Linked DNA regions of Homo sapiens: region 1 is linked to region 2. The links are chromatin loops, found by intact Hi-C in ENCODE. Cell type or tissue: endothelial cell of umbilical vein. All regions are shown on one strand. Links, peaks and the distances in the headings refer to the core of each region. The heading gives the core; the rest is flanking DNA.

The links. Peaks named below come from ENCODE experiments on the same cell type or tissue, not always from the same donor. Only the 100,000 strongest peaks of a DNase experiment are listed, where the experiment ranks them.
Region 1: it touches region 2 in a loop (2.4-fold over the local background); 5 of 110 quality-filtered maps call a loop at or near these places.

The regions. Positions count from the first base shown.
Region 1 is chr2:69,942,892-69,951,221 of GRCh38, reverse strand. It overlaps MXD1 (MAX dimerization protein 1), which reads right to left. Exons shown (of 6, transcript NM_002357.4): 6 at 8,277-8,330. It also overlaps a transcript of ASPRV1 not described here. Among named protein-coding and RNA genes, the nearest start is that of ASPRV1, 15 kb to the left of the region's middle. RefSeq lists an enhancer at 3,540-4,739. In endothelial cell of umbilical vein, for the core only: no CTCF peak of the experiment used is centred there; no DNase peak of the experiment used is centred there; H3K27ac peaks cover 1,341 bases.
Region 2 is chr2:69,997,890-70,006,219 of GRCh38, reverse strand. The region is part of intron 7 of PCBP1-AS1 (PCBP1 antisense RNA 1); the gene reads left to right. It also overlaps a transcript of ASPRV1 not described here. Among named protein-coding and RNA genes, the nearest start is that of ASPRV1, 40 kb to the right of the region's middle. In endothelial cell of umbilical vein, for the core only: no CTCF peak of the experiment used is centred there; no DNase peak of the experiment used is centred there.

The DNA.
Region 1 (8,330 bases), core at 307-8,306, 55 kb after region 2:
GATCTCTTGACCTCGCGATCTGCCTGCCTCAGCCTCCCAAAGTGCTGGGATTACAGGCATGAGCCACTGCGCCTGGGCCACACACTCGCATATTTTATATACATATATAAGAACCTTGAACCCACTTACCCTGCTTAGGTCAAACACGGTGTATTTTTCCAGACCTTTCTCTATATACACTCATATGAATGTATTTTCTTTCATTCTTTCTCTTTCACTCTCTCGTTCTTGCCTTTTCTTTCTTTCCTTTTAACAAAAATAGGATTACATGGTAATTTCTGTTTTGTAAACTTTCATACTTTACTAAACCAATCCCCTATTTTATTTTTTATTATTTATTTATTTATTTATTTATTTATTTATTTATTTATTTATTTTTGAGACAGAGTCCCACTCTGTTGCCCATGCTGGAGTGCAGTGATGTGATCTCAGCTCACTGCAAACTCCACCTCCTGGATTCAAGTGATTCTCCAGCCTCAGCCTCCAGAATAGCTGGGACTACAGGCGCCAGCCACCATGCCTGGCTAATTTTTGTGTGTTTAGTAGAGGCGAGGTTTTCACCATGTTGGCCAGGCTGGTCTGGAACCCCTGACCTCAAGTGATCCACCCGCCTTGGCCTCCCAAAGTGCTGAGATTACAGGGGTGAGCCACTGCGCCCAGCCTCCCCTATTTTTTAACATTTAGATTGTTTCCAACATTTTGCTGTTATAAACCTCACAGTATGGTAATGAAAAGGAATGTACTGCAACCACACAAGAAAAACGAACGTCACAGTGTTGAATGAAAGAAGTCAGACACAAAACATACACAATATGATTTCATTTGTGTAGTATTCTCAAACAGATTGTCAAACCTAAAGCCCAGGCTTAGAGATGCATTCTTAGGAGGCAAGAGGACAAAGGCAAAAAGGACACGGTTACCCCAGCAGCAGGGTGGCTGTGTCCTTCAGGGCTAAAAAGGGTGCTGTGTTGGGAAGGACACTCAGGTGTACCTGGGGGCCAGTGATGTCCTGGCTCTTCACCAGTTGTGTTTTTTTGGGTGCTTACTTTATAATAACTATTAAACAGCACCTTTATGTTTTATGCACTTTTACATCTATATGTGCTGGCCGGGTGTAGTGGCTCATGCCTGTAATCCTAGCACTTTGGGAGGCTGAGGCAGGTGGATCACCTGAGGTCAGGAGTTCGAGACCAGCCTGGCCAATATAGTGAAACCCCATCCCTACTAAAAATACAAAAATTAGCTTGGTACGGTGGCAGACGCCTGTAATCCCAGCTACTCGGGAGGCTGAGGCAAGAGAATCGCTTGAACCCGGGAGGCGGAGGTTGCAGTGAGCTGAGATCGTGCCATTGCACTCCAGCCTGGACGAAAGAGTGAGACTCTGTCTCAAGAAACAAACAAACAAATACATATGCATGTGCCAAATCATGATAAAAAACATTAAAAATGAACAGAATGAAAATAGTTAACTAAAAAATTAACTAGAAATTTAAAGCCCAGGGTAAAACTAAATATGCCGAAATGTAAGCAAAATACTTGAAAAGGCACAAAACGATGCAATTCACCTTCATGCTGCATTAAAATTCTAATTTTTGAAAAATAATGTGGAGTATACTTTTAGACCAAATTGTCCTTTGGGCTGAATTGTTTCCTCTGCAGCTTGTTCTCAACCAAATTGTTTTCTGTCCAATTGCTTTTGTTTTTGAACCAGTCACCTGGATTTTTCCAAAACCCGGGTATTTTCTGTGGCCCTCACTGTACTGTACAATTCCGATGGTGATCAAGGCCAGTGATTAGTAAAAACCTCACTGGCTGTGTTTCATCACCTCTGCTTGGGGCCATATGATACTGGAGACTCTTGTCCTGCCTTAGCTCTGAGCCTAAAGTTCTCCTCTGTCTCTCTTAAAAAGTGTTAATTCGTTCGTTCATTCGTTCATTCATTCATTCATTCATTCATTCATTCATTCGCCCATCCATCCCCAAGTGGCCATCGCTGAGCACACACAGGCATGGTCCTGGGCATTGGGTCAGAGCCGCAGGGGGCCTGCAGGGTCTGCTCCGGCAGAGGTCCGTGTGAACATCAAGCAGGTAAAATACAAGGTGTCATGTGGTGATAAGAGAAAGTGAAATGCATCACTGCGCGGACAGCGGATAGAAAGTGACCAGGGAGCTGCGATTTTATACAGGTGGAGTCGGGGGTCCTCAAGGACACGGGGACGTTTGCACTGAGACCTGAGTGAAGCGCAGTCCGCCGCGAGGTGCCGGGGGGAGCGGCCAGGCAGGCTCCCCAAGTGGGGGCCCCCAGGTGTCCAGGGAAGAGTGAGGAGAGGGGTGGGGTGTAGACAGGGCCTGATCAGGTGGGGACCCGCCGCGGGGGAGGCCTGAGTGCTGTCAGCCGGACGGCATTCGCGGGAGGGCAGGATTTACAGGGGAGGCGGGGGGCGTGGGCAGAGCGGGAGACAGGGAGAGGACCTCGGAGGCTTCCGTGGGGTCCGGTGGCCCCGGAGGCAGGGCAGCCCCCTCCCTCGGGGCCTCTTCCTGAGACCAAAGGGCTCCACTCTGTAGGAGCAGCCAGCCCCCTTTCCTCCAGGGCGAGCTGCGGTATTCAGCACCGCCCTCCGTGGCTGCAAGCCTTCCCAGCCAGCCCGGAGCCTCCACTGATCCCTCCTAAAGGCATCTGGTCCAAGCTGCCCCCACTGCGGCCTGTCAAGCACTTTTGGATCCTGGTTCTGTCAGGCCCTCAGTGCCATCTGGCAACCACGGGGTCATCCCTAGATGTAGAGAATGTGCCATCCATACCCGACTGCAAATGGATGTATTGACGTTGAGTGGAACAGGCTGAGGACAGTGTCCCCTTCATGCCGCTGGACAGCTTCCTGCCGTGACCTGTCTCTGCTAATCAAACCTTGGTGGGGCCGAGGATGGTGTAATAAAATACTGAAATTTGCAAGCGATTAATTTTGATTGTTTGTTTGAGACAGGGTCTCACTCTGTGGCCCGGGCTGGAGTGCGGTGGTGCAATCGTGACTCACTGCAGCCTCCACCTCCCTGGGCTCAAGCAATTCTCCTGCCTCAGCCTCCCAGGTAGCTGGGACCACAGGCACAGGCCACTACCTCGGCTAATTTTTTTTTTTTTTTGAGAGACGGGGTCTCCCTCTGTCTCTCTGGCTTACTCCTAAAAAATCTGTAACATCCGATTCAAAGCTAGTTCCATAGAACCACTATTCTCATTTACTTGCAATCCAACGAACTTTCTCCAGTTGAGGAGAAAGGGTGGCATTCCTTCCTGTTTCTGGCAGGGGAATCAGACCCAGGTCAGCACTGCCACTGCCTCTGGCCTCTGCGGATATCCCCAAAGGAGCCCCAGTTCTTCTAGACAGGAGGGATTATTTCCAGCCCTGGGGCACCACCCTCCTAGTCCTTGGCAAGTTTGTTTCCATAACCAAACAAACAAACAAAAAAACCAAAAACCCCTCACATTCACCTTCCCTCTCCACACCCTTGACCCCAATAACCTCACTCCTGCTTAGTCAACCTCACTTCCGTCTGCTTGCAAAAGCATTTTTTATTTTACACTGTGATTCCGCATGGCAGTATCCTCTTGTTCTCTACAAAGGTGGATCGGAAGTAACTTCCAAAATTACAAATACTAAAATAGGAAAGATGTTGAGTAAAAGCCAAGGCCAGAGAAGAGACTAAGGGGAAACTGGGTCACAAACATGCACATTACAGGTTCTCACAAAATTACTAAAGGTGAAGTGTGAATTTGGCTCTGAGTTTCCTGACAGCCAAAGGGAGAAGAGAAAGATGATCTGTTGCATGATTCACTGTTTCCCTGAGGTAAACACACCTGTTTTTCAGGGGAAAGCAATGGGATTGCTGCAATGAGTTCCAAAAGAATACTTTTCCCTAACATTATAAAGTGTGGTGACAAGAAAGCAGGGCCAGGTTCCATCCTGATTATCTCTTTACTCTTCCACTGATACCTCTTCTGGGCCACACACTGTTCCATGCCCTGTGCTAGTCTGCATTGACTGGTAGCTTCTTTGACCAAAGTTATTAACTGCAAAGTAGCCAAGAATCATCACAACCTCTGCAGTTGCTCAGAGGTCATACTTGAAGTGTGGAGTTGTCCCCGTCTGGGTAGAGCTCTACCTACGGTTGTTCTGAATTTGCAGTGCAAAGGTACGTGTGAATGCGGGAACTGAAGTCATTTGGCCTCTTCTGATGAGATACTTGCAACATATGGGCATTTTAGCAAGGGCTTCCCTCTGTCTCTCTCTCTGAGCCACCTCTGTATGATCTGGTCTCTCTATGAGAGGAACTGCCCTGTAGGGCTGGCGGGGTCTTAGGGTCGTTTTGACCTTCCGAACAGCACATAGGTGAGATACTACCTGGAAAATAGCCACCCCTCCACTGTCAATGCCCACATTCTGTCCCTGAGTCACCCTCTGCTCCCCCTTTCGGTTTAACCACTTCCTGCCTACTGTTTGTTGTCTAAACAGCACAGTCAGAATGACATATTTGAACACTTCCCCACCCTCTAATGTAATTTTCCCTTCCAAGCTTATTTCTTCTCTGAGTGTTGGAATTTTGTATTCTGAAAATCCAAGTCACATGCCAGACAGTGTTCGAACGTTCTCTCCTTGGCTGGGAAAATGATTATAATTGCTCATATGTACTGAATGCTTTCTGCATGTCAGGCATGGGGAAAAGCTGTTTGCATACTTTACCTTACTTAATCCCCCTAGCAGCCCTGGGAAGTACATGCTGTTATTATCCTCACTCTACAGACCGGGTCAGCAGAGTCCCAGATACTTGCCTGGGGTCACCGAGGGTGTTAAGGGTGGAGTTGGCATCGACCCTTAGCTCCATTTGACCAGAGTCTGTGCACGTGACCATCACCCAGGACCACCTTCCGGGGTACCTAGGGGACATGGGCACTCCCCCTGAGTTTCTATTTCCACTTGGCCAGCCTATTGGTCTCTGTTGGTCATTACTGGCTCGAATGCTTCACAGCAATGGTTTTTTCCGCCTTCTGGGGGATGACAGTATCAGCGTGGCAAGGCGAGTGTGTTGGATGTTCTGCTTGTAACTAAACAGATACTGGTTCTCCCACGCCCACTGGTCCCTGTGCATGGCTGGGGGCTATCTCCAGGTGTCACCCAGCCCGGCTGTCTGGCTGGCCAATGGTGTTGGTTGGCCAGTGCCTTTCTCTCTTTCCCCTATCCCTAAGGCCCTCCCAGGTGCCTTCTCCTCCAGGATGGCTGCTTTCTTTGAAGGCAGACGTATTTCTGACACAGAGCTCCCTGCGTTGACTGTCTTCCTCACCTCTGCCCCCAGGCAAGGCCAAGAGCATCCTAGAAAAGCCCCTGCCCTTTTCTCCAGGGCCTGAGTGGGCCTCTCTAGCTCCAATACCCCCAGTCCACCCGCTCAGACCTGGCCTCAGGTGCATGCCCTTGGCCTCCGTCCTGGCTCTTCCTGTGGTCATCCCTTTGGATAAGATGGTTCGCCTGTCCCATTACATCCCTAGCCTGCCTTCACCAGACACGCTGCCTTCACCCACAGCCGGGGAGGCTCCCGGAAGCTTCAGCCAGTTAGAGCCTGCCCTGCCGTCTGCCTGAAAGTGGGTTAGTCACTCTGTCCCAACACAAAGCTTCCCTTTCCTCTGGGCAACATGTTCAACCCAGCCAGCAGCCAGCAGCCACATCTACCTCATCTAGTCTCCACAAGGACACTCGCAGAGGCAATGACTCCAGAATTCTGCATGGAACAGAGTGGGCAGGGAGCTGCCTCGCCACCCAGTTTGGGCTGAGCCCTGAACAATACTTCCTGCAGAGACCCTGCCTGTGGGACCCTTGGCCACTGGAAGCTGAATGTCCTTTACTTTTATATATATTTTAAAATAATTCCAACTTTTATTTTAGATTCAGGGGGTGCATGTGCAGATTACGAGGGTTTGTTTTTCTAGTTTTAGTTTTTTGAGACAGGGTCTCTCTCTGTCGCCCAGGCTGGAGTGTAGTGGTACAATCATAGCTCAAAGAAGCTTCGACCTCCTGGGCGCCCATCCTCCCATCTCAGCCTCCAGAGCAGCTGGGACGACAGGCCTACGTGTCCTTTATTGATGGGAAGGCCTAAGTGGGCAATGGGCCTTCCATAGTCTCTTGGCAGAGAGCCTTGGTGTGGCCCTCCTCATCTAGGTCATAGTGACATCGAAGAGGTGAGTCAAAGCTGCACTGGGTAATGGGGACTCCAGGGCCTAAGTAGAAGTCATGTACGGTAAATACTGGTTGAATAAATAAGTGATGTCACGGGGTTCGCCACCAAGACGACATGGGATAGAGAGAGTGTCTTCCTTTGAGAGCATGCTGGTTTATTCCCACTAGATCCCCAGGAGGATCAGCAGTAGAGGAGGGGGGGTCCTTCTTCACAATAGGCACAGAGGGAAGTTGAGATTGAGAGGACAGCCATGGCCTAGTAATTGTATTGTGAATTCCCATTTTTCTGCTCCACTGTCTGGAATATAAGGTCCCCTCCAAAGAAAATAGGTAGCCTCGTTCAAAGGCTTAAAAAGGAAAAGATGCCGTATATGGAAGACTGATGACAATTTGGCACAGCTCTTGCAAAAATTGGGGCAAGGGAGTGTGGGGCTCAGCAGCCCGGCTGCTGACGCTTCCAGTCCCACCCCTCACTAGCTCTGTGGGTTTGGGGCAAAATGCCTCACTTCTCTCTCCCTCAGCTTCCTTACCTGTGAAGTTTGGATAATGCTAGCGCTCCCCTCCCGGGGCCAATGTGAAGGTTCACGGAGGCCCTGCAGTGGCGCACCCAGCCCTTAGCACTCAGTAAATGTGGGCTGACCCTCGTTATGACATGGGCCCATACAGCATAACAAGTGACATTTTTTCATCCAGCTACTGTGAACAAGTCAGGAAACTTCGGAAATAAGATTTGTCATCTTGTGGGGGAGGCTATTTTATGTGAAAGCTGTCTTTCTAATTATCTACAGTTCAAAGCTTCCTCTCCGCAACCACAGTAAACAAGGGATCCTGATGCTTTAGAGAACGTAGCTTTTGTTGAGGTTGTGACCAATGCACTATTAGGTGGGTTCCATTTGGGGCTTGTCCACAGTGATGGATCCTAGAATCTCACATCCTAAAAGGGCCCAGCTGCCACCCCTACTCTTTGGAGAAAGCAGACAAGGCAGGCCACTTTCCAAAGTAGAAGTACCAGGAAGTTCCTTTTTCATCAGACCTGCAGGCAGAATGCCAATGCAGTTAACTTAAAAACCTTTCAAAAATTTTAGGTGGTTTTTAGAACAAGAAGTCATTGGTCAACAAGGAGAAAGACAACTTTTTCCTCCTCTTGACTCCGAAAAAGTGCTCTCCTGGTGTAACAAAAACAGGAAGACAGACTGCACTTGGCGAACTTGCCATGATGAGGACTTGAGCGCCAATGAGACTCACGCTGGAAAGGTGGCAGCATGAGGCAGGGGTTTGTGTGCTGTTCTTAGATGTGTCCTCACCTCTAGGACGGAGCCTGATATGGAGCAGGTACTCAAGCCGTATTTGTTCAGTGAATGAATAAATGTATACTAACCAGATGGGTTAGTATGTAAAGGAACGGACATCCTCAGCCAATGCCTCTCTCCTCTCAGTGAGTTGTGCAATCCACAAGGTCTTTCCTTTGACATGCCCCAGGTCCAGGCCACACCGCAGCCCCACGAAGCTGGACTCTGCCTGAGCACCTGCCTCACTGCCCTGGATGTTCTCCTTCCCAGCAATGCTCCTTTCCCAGCAAACACTCACTCCTCCTCCAGGGCCCAGCTCGAATGCACCACCTCTAACTTCTCATGGAGCTTTCCCACACAACTTTATTCCACAACTAATTACACTGCATTAAATTGTGTGCATATCTTTCCCAGCAGGCTACAGGCTGCTCAAAAGATGCAGAAGTCTTGGCAGTGCTTACAGCCTGCATCATTAGAGGCACCCAAAACAAAGGGCAAGTCAGCCAAGAATGAGTCAACGAGCAGGTGAAACCAGTAGGTGGGATGATGGGGCAGTGGAGAGGGTGGGACTGTGGCTAATTCTGATCAACAAATGGGCTCAACTGGAGCCACACAATCTCAATCCTCATCACAGGCTCCAAGGGCTGAAAACTTTTAGCTAGTGAAGTTTCCCTTAAATTAAAAGAAAAAAAGAAATCTGATGAACGCAGTTCTGCAAGGACAACCACGAAAGGGTAAATTGTGATACAAAACATCAGAAAGACCAAAATTTCTTTAATAATGAAATAATTTATTATTTGTTAACAGTTGAACAATACAGTTT
Region 2 (8,330 bases), core at 199-8,198:
CAGGGACAGTTTTACCCCCCAGCCCCAGCACAGGACACCTGGCAATGTCTGGAGATATTTTTAGTCGTCACAACTTGGGGTGTATGTGTGTGTGCGCACATGGGCATGGGCATGTGCATGTGCACATATTCTACTGGCATCTAGTGGGTAGAAAGAGGCCAGGATGCTGCCAAACATCCTACAATGCACAGGACAGCCTGGCCACAAAGAATTATCCAGCTCAAAGTGTCAATAGTGCTAACATTGAGAAACCCTGGGCTATCGAAGGGCAGACAGTGCCCAGCACATGGCTCTCCCCCATGGCTCCTGAGTCTCTATGTAAACAGGGGCTGAGGGGTGGGTGGTATCTGGGTTGAAGGGAAGTGGCTTGAAGGTGTATTTACAAAAAGCTTTTTATAAACAATGAGTAGATGCGAATTTCCCTCTCAAAGAACAGGAGAATGGCTAGTGAAGTTTGGGGGTGGGTAGTGGGATAGATTGTCATTCTCTACATGCAGTCACAAGCTATGGAGAAATTAAGGATGTTGAAGACACTACAAAGTTTACTAAATGTGGCTCAGCTATTCTCAAAGAAAAATGCTTGGAATTAAATGCTTTATTATTAAACCAGATAGAATTTAACTGAGCAAGTTGGACACTCAAGAAGCAAGACAACAAAAAATAAGCTGACAAGAAGGAACTGGAGCAAATTAAGATAAAAGAAGTTAATGAATTAGAAAACAAGAAAATCTGTAACTTTAATAAATACATTTAAGACAAATAAAATTGACAATTTGGCATGCGTGTCAAGAAGACAACAGAATTAGATAAAAGTGGATGTAGAAGTGGAACAAAAACATTGATAAAAGAAACCACAGGCTGGGTGCACATGGTGGCTCACTCCTATAAGCCCAGCACTTTGGGAGGCCAAGGTGGGAAGATTGCCTGAGCCCAGGAGTTCAAGACCAGCCTGGGAAACATAGGGAAACCCCGTCTCCACAAAAAGTTTAAAAATTAGCAGAGTATAGTAGCTTGTGCCTGTAGTCCCAGCTACTCAGGAGGCTGAGGTGGGAGGATTGCTTGAGCCCTGGAGGTCCAGGCTGCAATGAGCTGCGATTGCCACTGCACTCCAGCTTGGGAAACAGAATGAGACCCTGACTCAAAATAATAATAATAATAAGAAACCATAGTGGAACCTCTCTGTGTGAGGGTGGCATGGGCTTGAGGGAGGGCGATGGACACTGCAGCATCTTCATGCATTCATTTAACAGCTATTTGCTGAGCACATACCGTGAGCCAGGCACTATTCTAAACACTGGGGGTACAGCATTTAACAAAATAGACAAAAGGCAGTGGCATTCTGAGCCCCAGTGAGCAGGTAACAACAGACGGGGACCAGTGACATCAATTCACCTGAGGCCCAAGGCTGGTTCAAGTGCCTGGAACCAAGATGTTTGTTGATTGAACAAGAAAATGCTGAGGCTTAGGTGAGGAGATAGAGCAGGAGACGAGAAGAGGTTTAACTTCCTTTCAGAAAGTCTAGGTTCAGAGGGAAGAACAGATTCTACCATATAAGAAAATGAATGTTTCTTAATGACTCAGGTAGTCTATCTTCTTACCAAATACTGATGTGTCTGAAGTAGTGTCCTGCCATGAGACCAACTGACTAGCACTCAATTACCCCACTTCTTTTTTTTTTTTTTTTTTTTTTTGAGATGGAGTTTTGCTGTGTTGCCAGGCTGGAGTACAGTGGCACGATCTCAGCTCACTGCAACCTCTGCCTCCTAGGTTCAAGCGATTCCCCTGCCTCAGCCTGCTGAGTAGCTGGGACTACAGGTGTGCGCCACGGCACCTGGCTAATTTTTTGTATTTTAGTAGAGACGGGGTTTTACCATGTTGGCCAGGATGGTCTGGATCTCCTGACCTCGTCATCCGCCCGCCTCGGCCTCCCAAAGTGCTGGGATTACAGGCATGAGCCACCGCGCCTGGCTTACCCCACCTCTTAAAAACAAGGACTCCATCTGGAGTTGGTCCCTATTCCTCTTCTGCTTTTCTATCTCAGACTTTCAGGCTACAGAAAAGAAACCTTTCCTCCAAGAATTGGAGCCTTGGCCAACCCTCACCCTTAGAAGACTCCGTTTGTGGCAGATGGCTCTCCCGTAAGCCAGTGTGGGATTCCTCTCAAACACCCTGTATTAGTCCATTTTGTGCTGCTATTACAGAATACCACAGACTGGGCAATTTATAATGAGCAGAGATTTACTTCCTACAGTTCTAGAGGCTAGGAAGTCCAAGATCGAGGGGCTTTGCTGCGTCAGCCCATGGTGGAAGGTGGAAAGGCGAAAAGAGTGGAAGAGAGAAAAGGGAGCCAAATTTGTCCTTTTGTGAGGAACCCACTCCCATGATAATAGCATTCATTCACTCTGCCCCATGGCCTGATCACTTCTCAGGCCCCACATCCCAGCACTTGCATTGGGAATTAAGTTTCCAACACATGCTTTCTGGGAGAAACATTGAAACCGCAGCACAACCCTCGTTTTAGGCCTCTGGCAGCCGTCATGGCCGGCTGGGCTCTCTCAACACCCAAGGCCCTTGGTGGGCTGCTTGGAGAAGAGCTTCCAAAGGAATGTTCTGTGGCCAGTAGCTGTCTTCCAGCTCAGCTACAGCCACTTCTTTGGCTTCTAAAGCACCTGGGAAGGGACCTTGCTCTCATGCCAGGCTGTGTGGAATCTTTCTTCACAGAGAGAGCAAGAGAGTGCTCAGGGGACTCAAAAGATGACATTTTCAAAAGGCTCCCTCTGCTTTTGTTAACAGTGGCAAACACTTGTGTCCTGTTCACCTTGGGCTGGGCAGTGTTCTACGTGCTTAACATCCATTAACAACCACTCTGTGAGGCAGGTCCTCTATGATCATCCCATTTTACAGATGAGGAAGCTGAGGCACAGAGCTGTGAAGTACCTTGGCCAAGGTCCCCATGATGGAAGTCTGGGCTTGGCCTCCATAAAGCCTCTCACATGTGCTCATGGCAAAGACTTCAGGACTTCTCTCCTCCGTCCACTCCTTCAAGAACCTTGTGAGCACCAGACACATTCACACATACACAAGGAGAAAAAGAGGCAGTTGTCTGGCCTCTTCCTGATTCTGACTCCCTCTCCAGAGGATTTAACTCATTTTTCTACAGAGGATTTAACTGAAGTGAGTGCTGATTGCAGAGATTATCGACAACTATAAACATTTACTTTTTGAATTTGAATGAACAAACCGTCTGTCACCCCTGCAGTGGTCTCTAGGGTTCTTTTGGCCTCTGGGCCTATAAACTGAGCTGGTTGGATAGTAGATTTGCTTGGACTTAAGAGCATACTCTATCACTCAGAAGGACGAGGGGGAGCTGGTGAAGCTGACTTTAAACACCAGGGACATAGGGCTATTCTGATCAGCCCCCCAGTTTAAGAAAGGAGGTACTTTCTCAGAAGAGGCCTCCAACAGCAAAGATGTGAAGTTGTAGATGGAGGGGAAGTGCTCCCTTGGATCAAAGCCAACTTTGCACTAGAGGCAGGAAGAAATGCTATGGGCTCATTAATTACAGGATGCCACAGGATTGGCTTTGCCTCTGGATGTGAGGGCAATAACCTATGCTTTAAACAAGCAGCCCCATCACTCTACAGTAATTAGCAGGACAATAGGCATCTTCATAGAACTAGATTGACAGGTAGCCCACAACATGCAGCCTCAAGCTGGCCTAGAACTGAGCTCTTTCAGATGCCACACCTGTGGGGCCAGCCAGCCCACGAGATCTTGGGCACAGAAGTGACACATTCTTTCTTAGGCTGTTTGCTGTGAACTTGCTATGTAGTAGGCAGTGTGAAGAACACACAAGAAATGTGAGACACAAACCTTACCCAGTCTTACCACAGCAAATTGAGGAGGCAAGATTAAGCTTGAAAAGTTAAAACAGCAGCACAAGAAATAGCATTTATGTCTCATACAAAGGGTATCAATGCTCAGAGCCACAGGGTAGCTCTGGACAGGGAACCCCACCAGGTAGATGGAAAGGTGGGGGTATGGTGGGGTCTGCATTACCTGCGGGGTCTCTGCCAGTGCACACTGCCATGTTTCTTACAAGAGAAGTAGGAAACAGAAAAAGAAAATTAAAAATCATGCTAATATTTGTCAGAGATACACATTGCTATGGTTTTGGTTATATCCTTTAAGATATTTTTTCTGTGCATATATATTTTATTACATAAATGGGTTCATACTGTACGTCTGTTCTATGACTCGCTTTTTATACTTAGCAATACATTGTGAACATTTTTTCTTGTCAATGAAATTTTTATTGATCGCTTATATTTCACTATGAATTTACCATGATTTAACGAATCCCTTCTTATTGCCACTTTAGGTTATTAACAATTGTGTCCATTATATATAATTCTGACTCTGTGCACATCCTTATTATTATTATCATTATTCTTTTTATGAGATGGAGTTTCGCTCTTGCTGCTCAGGCTGGGGTGCAATGGGGAGATCTTGGCTCACTGCAACCTCCATCTCCTGGGCTTAAGCGATTCTCCTGCCTCAGCCTCCTGAGTAGCCAGAGTTACAGGTATGTGCCACCATGCCTGGCTAATGTTTTTGTATTTTTAATAGAGACAGGGTGTCACCATGTTGGTCAGGCTGGTCTTGAACTCCTGACCTCAGATGACCCACCTGCCTCGGCCTCACAAAGTGCTGGGATTATAGGTGTGAACCACCAACCCCAGCCACATCCTTATTTTGATCCCCTTAAGTAGAAGGGGATCTACTGCTTTAGCCTCCCAAGTAGCTGAGATTACAGGCATGCACCACCACATTGGCTAACTTTTGTATTTTTTAGTAGAGACAGGGTTTCACCATGTTGGCCAGGCTTGTCTTGAACTCCTGAGTTCAAGTAATTCATCCTCCTCGGCCTCCCAAAGTGCTGGGATTATAGGCATGGTTTCTGTCTTTATGTCAGTTTCAGAAAGACTTCTGCTACAGAGTTTATATTAATATATTCAAACAAACTATCTCAATACTTTAATTTTTTTTTTTTAATTTAAAAAGTTAAATAGAGTAGATCAAGGAGTATGCACACTTTCAAGGATTTGGTACATATTGTCAAATTGCCTTCCAGGAAGGATGTATCAACTTAGGCTCTTGTCACCAATCCTATGAGAGTGCCTCCTTCACTATGTCCTTCCCAACACTGGGGATTAGCATTTTTGAAAATTTTGCAAATTTGATAAGCAAAAACAAATAGTATATCATTGTTGCTTTAGTTTGCTTTCCTTTTCCTTTTCTCTTTTTATTACTTGGACTCTTTTACAGGCCAGCCGTTGGTAATTCTTTCTGATGAATTATCTGCTTATGTGCTTTATCTAGTTTTCTTTTCTTTTTCTTTCTTTTTTTTTTTTTTTTTTTTTTTTTTTTTGAGGCAGGGTCTTGCTCTGTTGCCCAGGCTGGAGTGCAGTGGCGTGATCACAGCTCACTGCAGCCTCAACCTCCTGGGCTCAGGTGATCCCCCACCTCAGCTTCCCAAGTAACTGGGACTATAGGCGCATGCCACCATAGCCAGCTAGTTTTTGTATTTTAAGTAGAGACAGGGTTTTGCCGTGTTGGCCAGGCTGGTCTCAAGTTCCTGAGCCCAAGCAATCCGCCCACCTCGGCCTCCCAAAGTGTTGGGATTACAGGCGTGAGCCACCGAGCCCAGTCAGTTTTCTGTTTTCTATTGATATATTTCTCCATTTTTCCCACTTCATTTGTGTAGTTTATTATTATTATTTAGTGTGGTATATTATTTTTTTCTTATTTATTTTAAAGATGTATTCAGGCTATTAACTCCTTGTCTGTCATATATTACGTGTGTGTGTGTGTGTGTGTGTGGTTTTTTTTTTTTTTTTTGGAGATGAGGGTTTCACTATGTTGCCGAGGCTGGCCTCAAACATCTGGCCTCAAGTAATACTCCTGCCTTAGCCTGCCCAGTAGCTGGGATTACAGGTGTGAGCCACCTTGCCCAATTCTCATATATTACAAATATTTTATCCTAGATTATCACTTGTCATTTAGTCTTGTTCATTTTTAAAGCATTCATGAATCTAAAATATCCATGTAATCAAGGTAGTCTGTATAGGCTTTCCAAACCATGAGGCTAGAGGTGGCCATGACTCGAAGCAGGGAGGCCAGCAGGGAGGCGGCTCCTGCCAGAGTGCAGATGTGGCAGGATGAGGCCGAAGGTGGGGCAGGGCTAGAGAGGAGGCGAGCGGGGCCAACTCAAGGCAGATGAGAGAGGGGACCAAGATGTGGTGACCTTGGGTGGGAGAGGGAGGAAGGAGGAGGAGCCCGGGGTGACTCACAGGTGCTGACCCGGAGGAGGGCAGGGTGTGAGCAGGTAGAGGATGAGCCAGGATTGGGACTGTAGGAAGGGGAGTGGTGGGGGTGGGGTGCAGAGATCGTGACAATTCCCTTTGGGATTGTTGTGTGGAGGCTCCTGGCCAGATAAGTCACTGGTATTTGGATCACTAGGACTGGGCTGGTTTCTGTCTTTTTTTTTTTTTTTTTTTTTTTGAGACAGAGTCTTGCTCTGTCACTCAGGCTGGAGTGCAGTGGCACGATTTCAGCTCACTGAAACCTCTGCCTCCTGTGTTCAAGTGATTATCCTGCCTTAGCCTGCCGAGTAGCCAGGATTACAGGCATGCCCCCACCACACCGGCTAGTTTTTGTATTTTTGTAGTAGAGACTAGGTTTCACCATGTTGGCCAGTCTTGTGTTGAACTCCTGAGCTCAAGTGATCTGCCCTCCTTGGCCTCCCAAAATACTGGGATTATAGGCATTGTTTCTGTCTTTATATCAGTTTCAGGAATACTTCCGCTGCAGAATTTATATTAATATATTCACACAAATTATCTCAATATTTTAGTGAGTTTTTTTTTTTAATTTGAATCTTAATCTAGCTGGGCACAGTGGTGTGCACCTGGAGTCCCAGCTACCTGGGAGGCGGAGGCAGGAGGAATGCTCAGGCCTAGGAGCTGAAGGCTGTAGTGCGTTGCGATTGCACCTGTGACTAGCCACTGCACTCCAGCCTGGGCTACGTAGTGAAACCCTGTTTCCAAAAAATAAAATAAATATTAATCTAGATGGAATCTGTAGTATTTTTGTGAATTGTGAAAGTTAAGGAGTTAACTCACTGTCATTGACCTCCACCTGGGGCAGCCCCCAGTCCCTGGCCCAGAGACAGTCCTGTGGGCCCTCAGAGTCCCTGTGTCGCTGCTGCTGTTACTGCTATGGCTCTTGGCCTGTGCCCGACTGCTGACTGCCATCAAGCCCACTGTGTTGGGGTTTCCTGTCAGTCATGCCCGGAGCCCTGCCTCTAGCCAGTGCCCTCTCCCAGCCTGGTTTCTTTCGAGCATTTCCTGCGGGTTAGCTCTGGGGATCTTTTCCTAGCCTGTTCTTACCTGTGTTATTGCCAGAAAGAAATCTTTTTTTTTTTTTTTTGAGACGGAGTCTTGCTCTGTCACCCAGGCTGGAGTGCAGTGGCGTGATCTCTGCTCACTGCAAGATCCGCCTCCCGGGTTCACGCCATTCTCCTGCCTCAGCCTCCTGAGTAGCTGGGACTACAGGCGCCCACCACCGTGCCCGGCTAATTTTTTTTTGTATTTTTAGTAGAGACGGGGTTTCACCGTGGTCTCGATCTGACCTCGTGATCCACCCGCCTCAGCCTCCCAAAGTGCTGGGATTACAGGCGTGAGCCACTGCGCCCGGCACCAGAAAGAATTCTTCACAGTTGCTGGCATTTTTATGGCCTTTCCCCAGTTTCTTTAGCAGATGCATATTTTTCTCTGTTTCAGATTTGCTAGGTTCTTTTTTTTTTTAAGTGACTTTTTAAAGGATCTTTTCTTATTGGGGAATGACAAACATAAAGTCACAAATCCTAAGCATACATCTCAGTGAATTTTTACATAGGTATTCACTATGTCCCCACTACCCTGATCAAGAGACTTCTTTTAGCGTTAAGAAGCTATTGGTGGGAGGTTGGGTGGAGAGGGAAATCATAAATGTGTCCCCACACTGCTTTTTTTTTTTTTCTAGAACTATCAGGAAATGGTGTGAGGAGGGGAGCCACATATGAATTTCGGCTTTATAAAGGGGTATGGAGAGCACAGCGGTTAGAAGTCAGGCTGGTCATGAGCTGGTCCTGCCCCTCACTAGCCCTGAGACTTTCTATGCCTCAGTTTCAACAACTGTAAAATGGGAGTAGAATACAGCTCCTGTCTCATAGCATTGTCATGAAGATTACATGAGGCAGTGCACGTAAGTGCACAAAAAATGTCAAT